Linked DNA regions of Homo sapiens: region 1 is linked to region 2. A link is a contact called in ENCODE Hi-C or POLR2A ChIA-PET data. All regions are on one chromosome and are shown on one strand. Each heading gives the region's core, a stretch centred on a gene start or an enhancer-like site at or near the end of the contact. The rest is flanking DNA. Distances are from core to core; before and after follow the strand shown. Region 1 has its middle 76 kb from the start of TARS1-DT. Region 2 has its middle 81 kb from the start of LINC02160.

Region 1 (2,700 bases), core at 16-2,515, 54 kb before region 2:
TCTTACTACAGTTGACCGCTGAACAACACAGGGGTTGGGGCCGCTGACCTGTGTGGTTGAAATCCATATATAAATTTTGACACCTCAAAAACTTAACTACTAATAGCCTACTATTGACTGGAAGCCTTACCGATTTAACATAAACAGTTGATTAACACATATTTTGTATATTATATGTATTATATACTGTAATATTACAATATAGTAAGCCAGAGAAAAGAAAATGTTATTAAGAAAATCACAAGGAAGAGGAAATATATCTACTATTTATTAAGTGGAAGTGGATCATCATACAGGTCTTCACCCTTGTTGTCTTCATGTTGAGTAGGCTGAGGAGGAAGAAGAGTAGGGGTTGGTCTTGCCATATCGGGAATGGCAGAGGCAGAAGAAACTCCGTGTGTAAGTGGACCTGTGCAGTTCAAACCCACGTTGTTCAAGAGTGAACTGTATTTCCATTTTAGAGATGAGCTTCAGTGACTTTCAACATTTTGCCATACTCATTTTCTACCTCTCTTCTTTTTTATAAAATAAAAACTACAAAAAATTTCTAACATACTCTTTGAAGTAGACGAATGGCGTTTCTCACCCTTAAATACTCTAGCATGCATCTAAAAAAAGGACAATTTTATAACAGTCACACCTAACAAAACTAATAATAATTCTTGAATATTACTTATTTAATACCAAGTTCATATTTCTCTGACTGTCTTAACGTTTCTTTTTTGGTGTTATGCTAAATTAGAGCCAAAAATGGTCTACTCGTTTTATTTGGTTGTTGTGACCCTTAAGCCTCTTTTAATTTAAAATCCCCTCTGCCTGAAGAGGGAGGATTTAGATTGTTGTGAAGGCAGAAGGAGACCATGGGGTGCCTTTCTACTTCGCTTCTCATACACAAAAATGTGGTGATGAGGTTACAGGAGAATAAAGCAAAATCACCCCAGCTTCTTCCTATTTCTTGGACTCTTGACCCACCTTCTTACCTTATGGGTGGCCATCCCTATTTCTGTAGGTCACTTTCTTATGTGAGTAGTAAGGGGTTGCTAGGAAGAGGCTGGTGGATTTCCTTGCACTTACCAGAAACAGAGGGTATATCACTACCAACGGAAATTACTATGAATAGCTCTCAGCAAAACACTTCCGTTGTAATAGGGGCATGATCTCAGTGAGGAAATTGGTGCTTGAAGATTTGTCTGTGTATACTTTTTTTTTATGCAAGAAGAGAAAACATGGGGTTATTTACATTGTAGGGAGGAACTCTTCAAGGTCAGAAGGGGCTCTAGTGAACTCAGCCTGGTTGAGGCTTACTGGCCTGTGCTTTCTGAGATTGAGTAGGCATCCAGAGAACCATGTCCTTTCTCTCCATAGCCTGGGTTAAATATGGAGACATTCTACTAAAGAGTAACTAGAATCGCAGAAATGCACTGCTAGCAAAGGCCTAAAGAATAGCCAGCAAGTGTTTTCAAATGCTGTTCCCACAAGGCTCCATCCATGGAGGCACTTTAAGTATTCTGCAAATATTTTCTTTGAACTTCCTTAAAAAATGTGGTCAATTCTTTATTTTAGTACTAGTCCTTATTTTGGTTTTCTTTTCCAATCTTTCTCTTAGAATTCAGTTTTCACTAAACTTTACCAACACTAATAATAAATTAGCCTCATCTCTTTGTCATGAAATCTCTAAAGTAATGATTCCCAAACCACCATGGAAAAAGCATACATTCTTGATGCCAAAATGAATTTTTGAAAAGGTGCTTTCTTCTTATGTACCTTAGTAAAATAATTTTTTGGAAGTCCATTCTCTTTGGTGGATCTTGAAGCCTGGGAAGACCCATTCTGGAGTGAGACAATGTCTTCACAGAATAGGAGTTGTGCAAGTTAGGGTTTTGGTTTTTGTTTTTGGAGTGTGTGCGTGTGTGTGTGTGTGCAGTAAGTCATTAAATCAAGGCTGAAGCTTTAACTCCATAGAGGCTAGTGGAAGGAATGTTCCTCATCTTGTAAAAACCATTTCCAAGGAACAGTTTAAAAGAAATAATTTGGGCCAGGAACTGTGGCTTACGCCTCTAATCCCAGCAATCTGGGAGGTTTGAGGCCAGGAGTTTGAGGTTCAGTGAGCTATGATTTCACCACTGCGCTCCAGCCTGGGTGACAGGGTGAGACCCTGTCTCTTAAAAAAAAATGAGGATAAAGTTGCCAAGTTTAGTAAATTAAAATATGGGATGCTCAATTAAATTTGAATTTCAGACAAATAAATGATTTTTTAAAAGTACATCATATTTGGGACATATGCTAAAAACATTTGTCGTTTATCTGAAATTCAAATATAGCTGAAACTTGTTGTTTTTCTGAAATTCAAAAATAAGTTGTTTTGTTTTTCATCTGGTGACCCTCTTGAGTTAGCTGCTTTTGTCTGGTATATTCAGAATTCCAGATTTATTCATTTATAGTCATTCCTCCTGTAACTGTCTTTCCAGTGTGCTGAGGTCCTGCAAGACTCAGAGCCAGGAGAAATTCCTATGTACTCTGCCACTGACACTTCCTGCACTTAGTGACCTCAAAGAGGTTGACCCCAGGGCAATGAGAAACAAAAGAGGAAAATCAAGTCATGGGTCCCTGTGAAATCTTTTCTTTCAGGGCTGACCTTGATGTTTTGCAGCCTCCCGGTGGCCTGGCTCAAGTGGTTTAGTGTTGAAATTCTTTTAAGTG
Region 2 (2,888 bases), core at 135-2,634:
CTTACTACCTTATAGTCATCCTTAATATTTGACCACAACTGGTATCACTCAGCCTGCTTATTCACTCCACTTGCCATTCCTTATTCTGAGTGATTTGGGGTTATTTAAGAAAATTAGATTCATCTATATTTGCTACAGCTGAGGCTACTCAAAATAATTTGAGCTGATGTCAATAATGAAATGGAACTCCAAGAAATTGTAAGTAATGGCAGCTTAACGAGAGTAAGTGAATAGATACCAAAGAGGAAGACCTTCAACAGGACAATACAAATTTGGATATGTAGATTTAGGTGTGAATGTGTTAAAGATAAAATAAATCACATGTCTTGTAGTTACTTTGCAACCCAAAGTACAGAATCCTTTGTCCATTGTATCCGTTGCCTATCTTCAGCCAAGAACGAATGCTTTTTGCATATTCGTCATTTATCGAAACTGGTATAGGCTATTAGGAACTAAATAGCCATAGTCTCTGATTTCATGGGGACTTAATTAGTTAGAAACAGACAAATAAAAATACATAATATGTCATGGGTAATAAATGCTTCTGGGAAAAATTAAGGTCAGAGAGAAAGAGAGTGATGGGGTGGAACTATTATTTGGATAAACTGGTCAGGAAAGACCTATCTGATAAGACGATGTTTCAGCAGAGCTTTGAACAAGTAAGACAGCTAGATTTGTGGGTATTTGGGGGAGTGGCAGGAGTGGGGTGTTGAAGAGAGTGAGCATTTTCCAGAAGGAACAGCATTTGCAAAGAAGTATGCTTGGTTAACATTGTGAACTATGAGAACAAACATGTCTCAAAAGACCATTCAGGACAGTTTAAGAATGAAGCACAAATATACAGAGGAGGAAAAATCTGATTTGGGAAAAAATATCTCTCAATCAAAGCTCAGGATAAAAACTTTTCTCGGCCGGGTGCGATGACTCACACCTGTAATCCCAGCACTTTGAGAGGCCGAGGCCGGTGGATCATGAGGTCAGGAGATCGAGACCATCCTGGCTAACACGGTGAAACTCCGTCTCTACTAAAAATACAAAAAATTAGCCAGGTGTCGTGGCGGGCGCCTATAGTCCCAGCTACTAGGGAGGCTGAGGCAGGAGAATGTCGTGAACCCGGGAGGCGGAGCTTGCAGTGAGCCAAGATGGCGCCACTGCACTCCAGCCTGGGCAACAGAGCAAGACTCAGTCTCAAAAAAAAAAAAAACCTTTTCTTTTTGTGTCTTCTGCTTTTCATCCTACTCATCAGCATTTGAACTTGCTCTCCCTTTTAGTTTTCTGATCTCAAATTATTTGACTAGAATAAATGTAATCATGCTATTCTAGATACATGTCCATGCACTTAGGATGAATCATTGTGATTCAGTCATTGTGTTATTTAGCTTATGTTAGTGCATTAAAGTTAAGACACATTGCTAAGGGCAAGGGAGGCTTAGGTGGAATGGGGAAAGATTTTTTGAGCAATACTTTTCATCTGGATATTTTTGCTGAATTATCTGTATATCTACCACAATCCTAATTTTTCCCTCTTGGTTTCTAAAGATATGCTTTCTGTTAAGTCTGGAGAAAAACCGTATTTGGAGGATGGTTTCTCAATGCTCTTAAACAGCAAAATGAAGACTCTTGATGAGCTACCGGATAAAGTTTCTCAAGATGAGGGTTTTATTTTATAAAAGAGGAGTTGGGACATAGTTGTAGAAATCAGAGTTTGAAGGAACCATATAGCTCCCTGTGAATTCCACTCCCTCAATTTACGCTTGGTGGCATGAAAGCCCTGCAAGGCTAGGGGGAATGGAAACTCATGTATACTGAGTGCTTTCTGTGTAGCAGGCATTATGCTGGACACCTTCATGTGTATCATCTTATTTTATCAGCTCCACAATTCTATGAAGCATTGGCAGGGATATGTGTTAGCTCTTCTCTATTTGCCCACAAAGTCTACTCTGCACACTGCTTCACCTTCTTTGCTCTGGGAGGCTAACCTTTCTGCATCTCATTAGCCAGATTCCTTTGCCAACGGGAAGCATAAGCTGGAGATCAGAGGGTGGAAAATGAGAGAGGGCATGGTCTTTATACCCTATCTCCTGTCTGGTCAGAGTCACAGTTTAATGGTGATGGGCAAAAATGGATCGAATTAGAGGGAAGAATCAGATGGGAAACTCAGATAATAAGCATAGATGGTTCTTTTAGGTATCTGGGGCATTTTGTTCTCTCAGTTCTTCAAACATAATTACATATTTGAAGTTTCATTCTGTATCTGGATAGGATTGTATCTGTATCTGCTTGATAAGAGGAAAATCCTCTGCAGTTTCCCAGTGTATCTTGGCTTGTCTTTAGCTTTGGCTAAGCATAAGTCAATACTTACTTATTTGACATATGCAATCGTGAAGACTTTTCTTTCTGTCTTAATAAACATGATACAGTGTGTCTTTTGCCTCTGGGATCTCTTAAAATGTGTTTGGAATTAAAAAAAATATATAAATATACACATACTCATATATATGCATATATATATATTCATGTAGCATTTTAAAATCATGTCATAGTTTCTGAATGTGTAGAGCTAGGATTCTAAATGAAAGAATAAAGGAAACCATGGACTTGGATGGTTTTAAAGTATGCTTCTTTGTAATTTTGAGAGGAAAGTCAGAAAAGAACTGCAAAAATGATGTATGAATGTAATCACTCTGTCTTTTGTAGCCTTGTTTTCTGTTCTTTTTTTCTTGACCTTGAGCCAGTTTTCATTCTGTTGTATACAACTCTTTCCAGTAGAACGGATTTACATTGCTTGCAGCCTGGACTTGGCCCCTGAAGAGATATTAGAGGAACAGTTTAATGGTTAACGAGTTATGTTGGGAGCTGAGGTTGCTGAGGCAGAACAGTTGTCCAGA

What was found. Hi-C counts contacts between places; a loop is a spot of excess contacts on that map. ChIA-PET counts read pairs that join two places held with the same protein, here RNA polymerase II (POLR2A). Pooled maps may share reads with other maps.
Region 1: a pooled map shows a loop between it and region 2 (2.0-fold over the local background). The contact joins two enhancer-like sites. A Hi-C loop is called at or near these places in 7 of 168 maps with a recorded cell type or tissue (Right ventricle myocardium inferior, cardiac septum, endothelial cell of hepatic sinusoid and 4 more) and 3 of 50 pooled maps. POLR2A ChIA-PET finds 5 or more read pairs at or near these places in 2 of 52 experiments (BJ and MCF 10A).

What each region holds. Positions count from the first base shown.
Region 1 is chr5:33,363,041-33,365,740 of GRCh38, reverse strand. No RefSeq gene overlaps it. Among named protein-coding and RNA genes, the nearest start is that of TARS1-DT, 76 kb to the left of the region's middle. RefSeq lists an enhancer at 2,325-2,700. Within about 2 kb of position 1,265, at least 7 of the 41 ENCODE cell types and tissues checked have a DNase peak (open chromatin) inside an H3K27ac peak, as active enhancers do.
Region 2 is chr5:33,309,212-33,312,099 of GRCh38, reverse strand. No RefSeq gene overlaps it. Among named protein-coding and RNA genes, the nearest start is that of LINC02160, 81 kb to the right of the region's middle. RefSeq lists an enhancer at 1-226. Within about 2 kb of position 1,384, at least 3 of the 41 ENCODE cell types and tissues checked have a DNase peak (open chromatin) inside an H3K27ac peak, as active enhancers do.